2 separate regions of the Mus musculus genome follow, and region 2 is linked to region 1. Evidence: chromatin contacts called from ENCODE POLR2A ChIA-PET data. All regions are on one chromosome and are shown on one strand. Each heading gives the region's core, a stretch centred on a gene start or an enhancer-like site at or near the end of the contact. The rest is flanking DNA. Distances are from core to core; before and after follow the strand shown. Region 1 holds the start of Tpra1 (transmembrane protein, adipocyte asscociated 1). Region 2 holds the start of Txnrd3 (thioredoxin reductase 3).

The links. ChIA-PET counts read pairs that join two places held with the same protein, here RNA polymerase II (POLR2A).
Region 2: POLR2A ChIA-PET joins it to region 1 with 12 read pairs in embryonic stem cell. The contact joins the promoter of Txnrd3 here to the promoter of Tpra1 in region 1. POLR2A ChIA-PET finds 5 or more read pairs at or near these places in 3 of 5 experiments (Patski and embryonic stem cell).

The regions. Positions count from the first base shown.
Region 1 is chr6:88,900,991-88,906,807 of GRCm38, reverse strand. Tpra1 (transmembrane protein, adipocyte asscociated 1) reads right to left here and starts at 4,557. Exons shown (of 12, transcript NM_011906.2): 1 at 4,278-4,557; 2 at 730-859.
Region 2 is chr6:89,641,691-89,647,455 of GRCm38, reverse strand. Txnrd3 (thioredoxin reductase 3) reads right to left here and starts at 3,468. Exons shown (of 16, transcript NM_001178058.1): 1 at 3,054-3,468. The coding sequence starts at 3,323.

The DNA of each region.
Region 1 (5,817 bases), core at 3,308-5,807:
GACACTCCTTTCTCCAGACGTGGGTGCACGAGCTTGTATACTGCCAGGAACACTTAAATCTTTTCAGAGGAAAAGGTCGTGGCTTAGGGACCTACCTGTCTGTGGCAGGAGTGGCAAAGAGCTTGGTGCCCCCTGTTCAGTGTCAGCGGTAACTCAAAAGGAGCATTGTGGTCCACTAACTCTAAGCAGTAGCAGGAAAAGGCAGGGCTTGGGGGGCACTCGGGGACATCCTGGATTTGGCAGGGTCATTACACTCTAGTGCTGTCTCTGCTGAAAGGGACAGGAAACCTCTGAGCAGGCAGCCAAGACCCTGTCCTCAGCCTTCTCTGATTTGTTACACCTCCAACTTTCTGATGGGGAGGGGCAAGGAGGGAAGTATGTCCCTGGTTCCTAGTAGGGCATTTCCACTTTTTCCCAGTCCTGACGATCGGCAAAGGTGAAGGGAGCAACCATCCTCCACCCACGCACCCTCTGCTTGCCCAGCGGATCTGACCATGTGGTTGGTATAACCAGCAACTCACTGGGCTGCTCAGGTGTGGGTGGGACAGGGCAAGCAAGGCCTACCCTCTTGCCGGCTCCCTCCCAAGGATGGGGGTGGGAGTGGGGAAACACAAACCTTTGTACTTAAAAAGCAAAGTTCTGCTAGGGATAAGGGCTGAGAAGACAGTGGAGTGGTTCACTATGACGGGAACAGAGCGCAGACAAGTCTCCAGGACCCACACGTCTTACCAGCAGAACCCGGGATTTCAGTCTGCTTTCTCCAGCTTCCCCTGAAGGAGGGACTGGCCACAAGGACACCAACAGAGTGCAACTCGCCAGCTTCAGGTCGTGCCCTTCTTCCTTCCTGTCAGCCGGAATACTGATGTGCCGATAGGAACAAGAGCAGCCATGTTAGACCATGAGATAGAAGTAGGTCTCTCCATGAATGCCCAAGGCTGCTTCCACAGCCAAACGAAACAGTGCAGTCCTCTATCTAGTTACCATGGCCTTGTGTCCCAGTTAAGGCTGAATTCCAGGGAACATAGGAAGGTTGATTTGGGTTGGTGTTCTGTCAAGAGGACGCATGACTGGGGAGTCAGCCTTGGAAAACTCTGGATAAAGAACATTCCTCAGAGAGAATGGCAAATACAAAAGTTCTGAGGTAGAAACAGACTTGGCCAAAGACAAAAAAGACTAGGCCAGGGCGGCTGGAAAGAGAAAACAGTTGGTAAGACTGGGTCAGATGGGGTGGCACACCTATAACATGATTTCATTCTCGGTACTGAAAAGGCTCTTTCCAAAGACCCCAAGCCACTGTGGGTGGGGTCCCTTAGGCCACTGCAGAGAATGGACAGGTCTAGGTGAGACAGGAAGGAGAGACAGCAGCAGGATGGAGAAGGTGGGATAGGGCCAGGCAGCCAATGGGCACACTTTCCCCGGGGGCACTCCGAACTTCGGCTCTGTCCACAGACTTAGATGGGATTAGCTCCATACAGCACAAATGTCAGGAAATGCGAGCATTTTCAAATCCAGCCAACCAGAAAGTCCCAGCACCCTGCTGAGGTCAGCAGGCCAAGTGTGACTCTGGGCTGGGGCCTTGGAGAGAAAGCTCACAAAGAGCAAAGTCACAAGGTGGATGCAGAGAGAAACACTGGACTCCTAGTAACCCCGGACTCTGCCACATACGACACCCATCCTTCCCAGTCATGAGACGGCCAGGTCCCCTTCACTACCAGGGTGTTTGAGTCTGACTTCTCAATTTTCCAAATAGATCAGATGTTTACTTGTCTTGCATTGCTGGACACTGGATCTATGCTAGGCAAGCACTGGACAATGAGCAGTGAGACTTGCGTCATCACTTTTGAGACAGGGTCTCCCTAGGCTGCCCATGTTGCCCAGCCTTGAACCTGTGATTCTCCTGTCCCAGCTTCCTAATAGCTAGGGTGGCAACAGGCTTGTGTCCCCAGGCCTGGTTCCCATCTCCTGTAGGTTATGGAATTGGCAAGCCAGGCTAGGATGGCATTCCTGGCCCTGCCTCCTGCTTGCTGTGACCTTTGATGAGTGAGTCACTTCCCTTCTGAGAGTCACAGGGACAATCACAGCAAGATTCTATGACAGTCAAAAAAGGCGAGCTGTGAAAATGTCTACCAAAGGGCTGGAGAGATGATGGCTCAGCGGTTAAGAGCACTGGCTGCCTTTCCAGAGGTCCTGAGTTCAATTCCCAGAAACCACAAGTGTCTCACAACCATCTGTTATAAGATCTGATGCTCTCTTCGGACATGCAGGTGAACATGCAGACAGAACACTCACATACATGAGAGAGAGAACGAGAACACAGGCAACAGGTTGAAGGAATGAACACAGGGTGAGGTGTGAGCTGCCACCTGTGACACTTCCCTGTAGGATTGGGAACCCATCCCTAGGAGTCACAATGTTCACAGATGTGGCGACCCATAGTTCAGCTGTCCCCTCCAGAGCCCAACATCATAGCCACTTCTACACCTAGCAATAGCTCAAGGTACTCCTTTCTACCTGAGCAAGTGGACAAACTCCCAACCTGAAATACCCCTACTCCAGCAGTACTGGGGCTGGGAGGAGGTCAAGTTCACTGCACTGCCATGACTGTGCTACTGAAATAACTGAAGTAATGGTAACAAACACATTAGACACTCTTCCAGTGCACAGCCTCCATGCCCTGTGCTTCCTTCCTAGGTACACTGGACAAGCACCATCAGGACCCCAATCAAAGGAGGAGCAGGCATGGCCCAGGGGATCCACAGACCCCACCCTCTATCCTAGGGCCCAGGGCTTCTCCCCCAGATCTTCTGGCCTTGGGCACATGCAATGATAGAGAAGTGAAAGGAGCTGGCCCACCAGGGAAAAGAGGAAGGAGAGGGGGCAGACTGGGACAAAGAAGAGCTATGACATCTTGAAGGAGCAACAGAGCATCATGGAGGAGCCCAGGCCTCTGGAGACCGGGGGAACTGAGGTAAGGTTTCTTCCACCCGTGAACCTGAAAGGGCAGCTCTGACCTCAGCGCATTCTCCAGAGGCCAGGCTCCTGCCCACGACTCAAGCCTCGCCTTCCTCCTACCCTCTGTGGCTAGCTTGTTGGGCCTAGGTGGGACCTGTTCGGACACCCCAGACACCTCCCCAAGGGCCTTCTCTCCCTGCCCTGGGAGAGGTTGAGAGAGCTTGTCTTTCCCATCTGTGCAATGGGATTGCCCAAACCTTCTGAGTTCTTTTATGGGATTCCTACCCAGTAGAAGGTAGCAGTGCAAGCAGCCCCCCAAAGTTCTCTCCCTTCCCTCCTAGGCTGCTAAGCCTCTAAATCTAGCTGCAGAGCAGCATAGGAAATCCCCAGAGGATAGAGGCTAAGTTCCATGCCTCTCTGAATCTGTCAGCCTCAGTGATAGAGGAGAGATTGTGTCCTAAGAGGCCACTGTGGACAACAGGAAGAAGGGATGGTCCAGGTGACCTGCCCTCTGCCTCCTGACAATCCTTCTTGCCCTTCTTTAGCCACCAACTTATATCTCCCCTACCTCAGGGGCCTTTGTGTTTGCTTACCCGCAGCTTGATCCCATCATTTGACTCATTACCTCCCCCTCTAAGTGGACTTTATCTAGCCCACCTGGCTGTTGTTCTTTCAATGATTGTTTTTAAAGATAGGGTCTCATTGGGCCCAGGCTAGCCTCCAACTCTGCAAAAAGCCAAGGCAGGTCTTGAACTTCTGATTTCCCCCCTGCCTCCACCTCCCGATTCCTCCACCACCACCCAGTTCTTTGGTGTGCTGTTTATAGAACTGGGACTCCATCGGCAGCAGGTGTATTTACATGCTTGTGTGTCTTGTCTGTCCTAGGTCTTGTGACCCAACCCTCTAGAACAGGTAAGATCTCAAAAAAATGCTATGACGCGCACACATTTCCAGCACAATGCAACCAGGCTGGACAAGGATTGGGGGTGTCTGGACCCCAGACCCCACCACCCCCTCCTCGCTACGGAGCTAAGTGGAGTTGCCCTTCCTTCCGCAAGGCCAGGAAGGCAGAGGCAGAGCATGGGCTGGTCTTTCCGGCTGCCGCTGAGCTCTGGCTGCACCCGGAGCGGCGGGTGTCCAGCTCCATCCAGGATCCGGTCCTGACCGCTAGGGTCCCCAGAAACTTCTCAAAGGTTGTCTTGCGGCTGTACCCCAAGTGGCACGGGGACAGAAGGAGACGGTAGGCCCGAACCCGAAGAAGGAGCAGGGGCAGGGCCTCCTCGCTAGCTTGGCGGAGCAGGAGATGAGGACTCGGCCGCGCTTACCTGAGAGCAGGGCTGCGCAGGCCGCGGGACTCCGACCCCTGCGAGGTAGCGAGAACCGGGGAGCGTCGCGCAAGAACCGCAGCTGAGATGCTACGTGGATCGGTCAGAGGTGGCCGGACGCCGCCAGCGCGCAGGACTCACGGGACCCGCGGACTTCCCCGGTCCTCCCCTGGCAGCGGCGACTCTCAGGCGCCTTGGCTAGTGTTTTTCGTCTAAGCAAAACTGTGAAAACAGTCACAACCCCTGTTTGTGGCACTCATCCCCGCCCCCTCGGCCTCCAGCAGCCTATCGTAACGGGATTCCACCCACAGGAGTGGAACAGACCAATAAAATTCCTCAGATGGGCGAGGCGGCCCGCGGAGCTCTTAAAGGGACTGCAGTCGAAGCAAAGCAAAGTGTGGGTGACGGAAACTTCAAAGGGGAGAATTTTTTTTCTGCACAGCTTACCCCTAAAGCGTTTCGGGAAGCGTACTGAGCACGCTGTGCCTTTGCCCCGCATCTTTCTGCGGACAGCTCCAGTCCTCCGACCGGGTCGCCCTATGTCTTTGAGGATGGCGCCTAAGGGACCGGCGCCCCATAAATACTGACCTCTGGTCACCTGGACTAGGAAGGAGGGAAGGAAGGGCATCCCTTCCTCGGACGCCCTGTGCTTGCCCACTTCAAAGGGATCTGGCGTTTACAGGGCTCCAGTCCTGGTCTCAGTCACCCTGAAGGCTGGGTGCTATTAGTGGCGTTTTGCAGAAGAAACCTGAAGGGGTTAAGGGAATAAGTCCAAAGCCATCCAGCTAGGAAGTGGCCAGACCAGATCTCTTGCTTAAGCAGGTGCCTTCCAGAGGGACAGTCTTTCCTGTCTGTCGCCTTCCCTCCCTGTGGGACACCCCCAGGGCAACTTGGAGGCCTCATCTCAGGTCATCTGCTTACCTGTGCACCTTTGGCCGGCCACAGGATCTGCCCTATAGGCCATGTATTTTCAAACTTGTGGCTGCCCTTGGGCTTCTCTGCATGCAACCTCGGGCCTGTCTTCTCACATTCTCTCTTCACAGAGAGCTTCCTGGGCTCTCCCTCAAGAGTAGGTATTGACTTGCCTACCCCTTCCTCAGGCATTGGGGGGGGGGGCAGTGTGTCTCAGCAACACCTTAGAGGTGCCTCAGTGCTGGTTAAAGATGTAGGCACCTGTTTATTATAGGATCCCAGGACTGCCCCGTCCTGGTCACACAGGGGCTGGAATGACTCTGGGCCTCTTTGTGATTGGTCCGAGACTTAGCATCCCTGAGACTTCCAGGTTAGTCCCATTTGTCCATTTTGGTCTTAGTCACAGAAGCTGGCTGTGCCTGCCTGCGCCTACAAGGTCTGTAACAGCCACCCTGAAAACCATCAAGAGCTCCCAACTTCCTGCCAAGAGAATACAGTGCCCTGTTTAGGAATAATAGCAAAATACATGTCCTAGGCCCTCCTTGACCTCCAGGTGTCAAAAAGGCCACAGGAATTGAACTCAGGGCTTCTAACCATGCTCATAACCACTAAGCCTTTTCTCCAGCAC
Region 2 (5,765 bases), core at 2,219-4,718, 740 kb before region 1:
TTACATCAATCACTATGTCATGTACCTTCCCGCACAAGCAGACCTCCTCTTTATCTCAGAAGCCCACCTGACCTTCCCTGGGCCTGTGCAGATTGTCTAAATAACTACTGTTTTATCCCTCATTACTACAGCCCTTATTTGTCAAAACTCTTTTTAATGTATGTGAGAGCTGGCTGGTGACAGCTCAGCTATTCTGAGTTCCTGAGGGCCAGATCCATCCATGTTCATGGCTCTACAACGCTAAGAACCCAATAACTAATGCTTGTTAAACAGCATAACCACTTCATGGAGGAATAAATCTTTCTTCTTGATTCTGTAGGGACCATATGTGAAAACCACAATGGATTGTGGGTGATGCATTTAATAGCCCCATGAACAAACTGCCACAAAATCAGCCAGTGATTGGTTACTAAAAGATGGGATTCTAGGACATACCTAGCAATGAGCTGGAAGACCTATCATTCAAACAGAAGCAGGAAAGGCTGGAGAGTTCAAGGCCAGCTTGGACTGGTAAGAGACCCTACCTCAAGCAATGTTTTGCTCCCTACTATAAACCAGCACACACACCAAGAAAGAGACCAGTACATATGAAGATACAATCGATAGAAAAGATGGACTCCACCAACAGCCACTCTCAGTAGAAGTCACACTACAAAACTTGCAGGAGTCCAGTCAGGAGAATGTGTTTATGGCTGCAAAGACCAAAGCAGGGGTCCTAAATAAGACTTGAGACCCACACACTGTGAAAGGAAAGTGGAGCGGGACACTCACAAGCCTCAGTTACCACAAGACCCAGTCACGAGACTCTGCGAGATTTCCCAACATGTAACCAAAGGATTAGTATTTATAATAAGTAAAGAAAACCTACAAATCAGCACAACAAAAGAAAAACAAGAAGAAAGTGGTCTTAATGGTTCACAAAAGAAAACTCCTCAAGGCAGTCATAACACGTAGGCTTCATTAGGGAGATGAAAATTTCAACGGAAGAGCATTACCTAGCAGAACTGAAAAAGTGGAACACAGCAGCTGTCAGCAAGGCTGGAAAGCAAGAACAGGGACACACTCACCACCAGAGGCCAAATCAGTATACTTGAAAACGCCCTGCCGCTGGGATGACTCCATGAATCAATGAAAGACGCCCATCGCTTCTGGGCTTTTGGCAAAGATCACATATGGCTCAAAAGCAATTAGGTAAGTTGGCCAGGGTGTGCTCCCAGATGTGTCCAAAGAAAGGTATCTACCCATATTGCTTTTAAGATCAAAATATTAAGCCAGTTGTAGTGGCTCATGCTATAATCCCCACACTTGGGAGACCGAGGCAGGAGGATTACCCCAAGTTCATTGTTAGCCTAGGGAACATCACAGCAGTGAGAGGTAATGAGACAGAGCCACAGGTCCTAACATGCACGAGTCCCCAAGCCAAACTGCAGAGGAAACAGCTGTAAAACATGTGAGTCGACTCACATAAGGCCCATGCAGGCCAAAAGAACAGAGCTCTGTTAGTGAAGAGCAGCATCAGGTACCTCTCCCAGGTGAATAAGGAATGTGGCTAACCCTGGGGGGAGGGAGGAAGCAGCCTGTAGTCTCCACGCTGCCATCCACATTTTATTAGTTTTTAAAATGAATGCATATTTTTAATGTATGTGTGACTGTGTCTGTGTGTATCTTTGCATGCAGGTGCACTTGCAGCTACAGAGGCCAGAGGTCAACCTCAGCTATCATTCTCGAAAGATTTGTCTGTCTACCTTCTTTCCAGTAACTCCTCTTACTGGCCTGACGCTTACAGGCTGTGTAGCCTGGACTTACACTGTCTTACACTGAGGTAAAGTGCACTCCACTATGCCATCTGTTTTAATACGAGTTCTGGGGATGGAACGTTGGTCCTGGAGCTGGCACCATTTCATCCCGTTTCTTGTGGTAGCACTCTTAATAGGAGCCCAGGCTGGCCTTGAATACATGATCCTTCTGCCCAAGCATCTATTTTTTTTTTCATTTAAATTGTGCTAGAAATGGAAGCCAGGGCCTTGCTCCCACTAAGTTACACACCTGGCCTTTATTGTTTCAACTTTCTCATAATGTTAAGTAAACATCAAGATATTGAACAGCCCCATCTTGCATCTTCCTTCCAAAGATTTCAATAAGAATATTTTTATCTCATAATATGAAAACAATGTCGAATGCCCACCCAGCCCCAAATTACAGAGTGTGCAACAGAGCTTAAACTAGCCACGACTTCCATGGTTCTTAAAACCTCCTCTACCTTCATCTTACAAGCTCCCTGCTAGTTCTGAAACCTGGTCAAGGAGCCAAACATGCTAGTTAACAAATGGGATCTAGATCCAGCTTCAGCTAGCCACGCAATCCTATTTTAATAAGACAACAATTTTAAATATTTTTTGGTTGTTCTTTTTTTTTTTTTTTTAACTAAAGCCCATTATCAGGCTGGAAAGCAAATGTTTCCCTAGATGGCAACCTCCCGGGACCCCGTAGTGAGTCAGAGAAGGTAGGCAATGAAACCTGGGAAAGTGCTACAAAAGCCCTACTCCGTCCACCTTCAGGCCCCGCCCACCTCCCATATGTCAGCGCAGGACCGCCCGCCCACTAAGTTCCACCCAAACCCTCCCTTACCCCCCACCCCCCATACACTAGGTCCCACCCACAGAGTTCCACTCAGACCCTCCCTATTAGCCCCTCCCACCAGGACCCCCTTCCACGGTTCCAATCCGCCCAATGAGCCCCGCCCAGACCCTATTCCGGTTACGCCCATCAAGCACCCTCCACAGACCTCCGCTTCGCCCCACCCACCAACCTTGCTCAGACCCCGCCCACCAGGCGCTAACTACTGAGCCCGGGGTTCGCCCGGCTCACTGCTCAGACCTCTGATCAGTCCCCAGATCCGGCTCACAAACTTACCCAGCCTCTTTATCGACGCTCCTCCCCGCCCGGCCCACCCTGTCCTGGCTTCACCTTCACTTCCCTCCTCCCACCGGGATTGCTTAGACCCTGCCCATCAGGCCACGCCCCAGAGCTCTGCTACGGCCGGCCCCGCCTACCCGCGTGCTGTGTGGACAGTAACTCTTGCTGAAGATCATCACCCTGTTGCCCTCGATGAGGTCCCGCAGGCGGCGCCGCAGCTCCTCGCGGGCCTCAGAAGACGGGCGGCTGGTCCCAGGGGAGGCCAGGCGGGCGCGGCGGCCGGGTGGCGACGACATGAGGCCGCCACGGACAGCACCCAGGCGGCGGTTGGGGAGGACTCCAACCTTCCCCAGCCCGGGCGAGGTCTGCGCCCGAGGAGGCGGCGGCGGGGACGGTGGCTTCTCCAGGGCTTTGTTGTCGCTCCGGGCCGAGCCGGGCCTGCTGAGGAACCGGGACGCGGGCGGCCGCCTAGGGGACGACGCCGGCAAAGCCGCTGAGAACTTGAGAACGCTACGCACTGGCCGCGGGCGCACCGGACAGCTACGGGGCCACGCCCCCGACCGCGCGACCCACGGAGAGGGCCCGCCTACCGACCGGCCACGCCCCCGGGAAAACTTTGCCCCACCTCCAGGCCTCCACAGGGCTAAGCTACGCCCCCTTAGCTCAGCCTGGTGAGCCTGCAAACTACTCTGTCTACCACCCAGTGGCACAGTGGCAGTCACTTGCCATTTTCAAAGGTGCGGAATCAAGCTTGTATGCTCTGCTCTTCTTGTAATTACTGTTTTCATTATCGTTTTACCACAGTTTTTGACACCCAGAGGCCTCTCTACAGTTCCTTCCGCTCCTGATTCTCCACCAATCTCAAAATAGGTGCTTTTCAGGAAGGGTAGATGTCTCCACTTTATTTCAGAAAATGTGACAAAAACCTTGTCTAGGAAATACTGATTCTTTTTTAATTTGCACTACTGAAGCTGAATAAAAATTACTATTGCAATTCAGTTTCAATATGAGGTTCCTAGGTTACTACCTCCCCAACCCCTCAACCCACACACACCCTCAGCAATTCACTGTGACAGTGTACTGCTTAGTTTTTGTCAACTTGGAGCATACTAGAGTCACCTGGAAAGAGACTCAACTGAGGAAATGCTTCCTTCAGATTGGCCTGTAGGCAAGCCTGTGGAATATTTTCTGATTAATGATAAATGTGGTGGCATCAGGCCCACTGGGGAGGGGGTGCCACCCTTGGGCAGGTGGTCCTAGGTGGTAAGAGAGCATGCTGAGTGAGCTATCGAGAGCAAGCCCACGAGCAGCAGTCAGCTTCTGCTCCTTCTTGGGTTTTCTGACTTCCCCCAATAATGGAGTGTGACTTGGGACTTTTCCCAAATAAACCCTTTCTTCCTCTAAGTTGTTTTTGGTTAGTGTTGTTATCACAGCAACAGGAAATAACTAGGGCACAATGGATTCTCAAGCCATCCCCAACACAGGAACCATTTGGAAAGAAGGTCAAATAAGAACAGGCGGTATGCAAACATTTTATCAACTGAGCCCTCTCCCTGGGCTCACGTTTTAAAGTTATTGCTGTAAGCAGCCCTTCTGAAGTTCAGCTTCCTGTAAATGAGCAGAGGCACGGACTCTAATTAGTGGCCACTGTTAGTCAGTTAGCTGGACTATCCTTAGCACCTGTGGTCTGGAACGCCCACTCCACAGAGGCCTTGAGGAAAACTGCATGGCCAGTGTATCTGGTGCCTGTCTGAAGGGCAGGCTCAACCAGGGCTGCTTCAAACATTTGAGCCAGACTTGTTATCACCAACCCTTGAACCCTAGAAGACCCTACTAAAACTCAAATCTTTTTCACTTGCAACCCTTTTTAACCTGAATGATTTCACATGATCTCAAAAGTACATTCAACAGATTCACAAACATTTACTGGTAATAAATCATAATGAATTTAATTTTTAGGAAAATCTTAGGTACCTTTATAATTTCACCCTTTATTAAAGATGAGAGCAAATTTACATTCTAATGAGATGGATGGATAGGGTTGTTTGTTTTTACATAAAACAAATCTTGGCTGAAAATTCAATACCATAGAAGGTAGAACATTGTCACTGTTTTTCATAATTGATCAATATTTTAATTTTATAATTGTCAATACCGAGAGTGTTGCTTTGCATAAATACAAAGAGTGTTTAGAGCTATCTTAGAAATGGTTGGAAGTTCTGCTCTAATCCCAAGCCAACACTCATTTAACATTTTTTTTTTATGAAACTTAAGTATGCAGCTCAAATAGCAATTTTTGAAATCAAACATTCTAACACAATACAAATCTAAATATATACTAATTTGTTCCTTACATGCTGAGGAACGCTGGGAGGAAAATATTAAAATTCTTTGTTTTCTGTAATTAAATCATTCGTTTTTATAGCAACAGAAAAATCTGCTGTAGACTTAAGAACACTGCCTTGCACAGTATTGCCGTCTTCCATTCTAAGGCATGGTGTTTCAGGCAGTGTTTGTGGGCTGTGTGCAGGTTTGATGGCATGCACAGGGCAACAGGCGCGCATGCATTGTGTTTGAAACCGAGGCTGTCTCACTGAAGTCAGGTAACAACACTGGCAAGGCCTAACTGGCAGAATCACCTTTGATTCATTGTGTTTTGATTTTGAATTGGTTGTTGGGCTTTCACAAACCTCAGAAAATGTAGGAGGGTAGCTCTCGAATGTGTGGAGTACATGTATGTATGCCACATGTATACAAGGACCCATAGATGTCAGCCGTGGTGTCAGACCTCCTGGAACTGGAATTGCAGATACTTGGAAGCTACCATGTGCATGCTGCGAACCAAACCC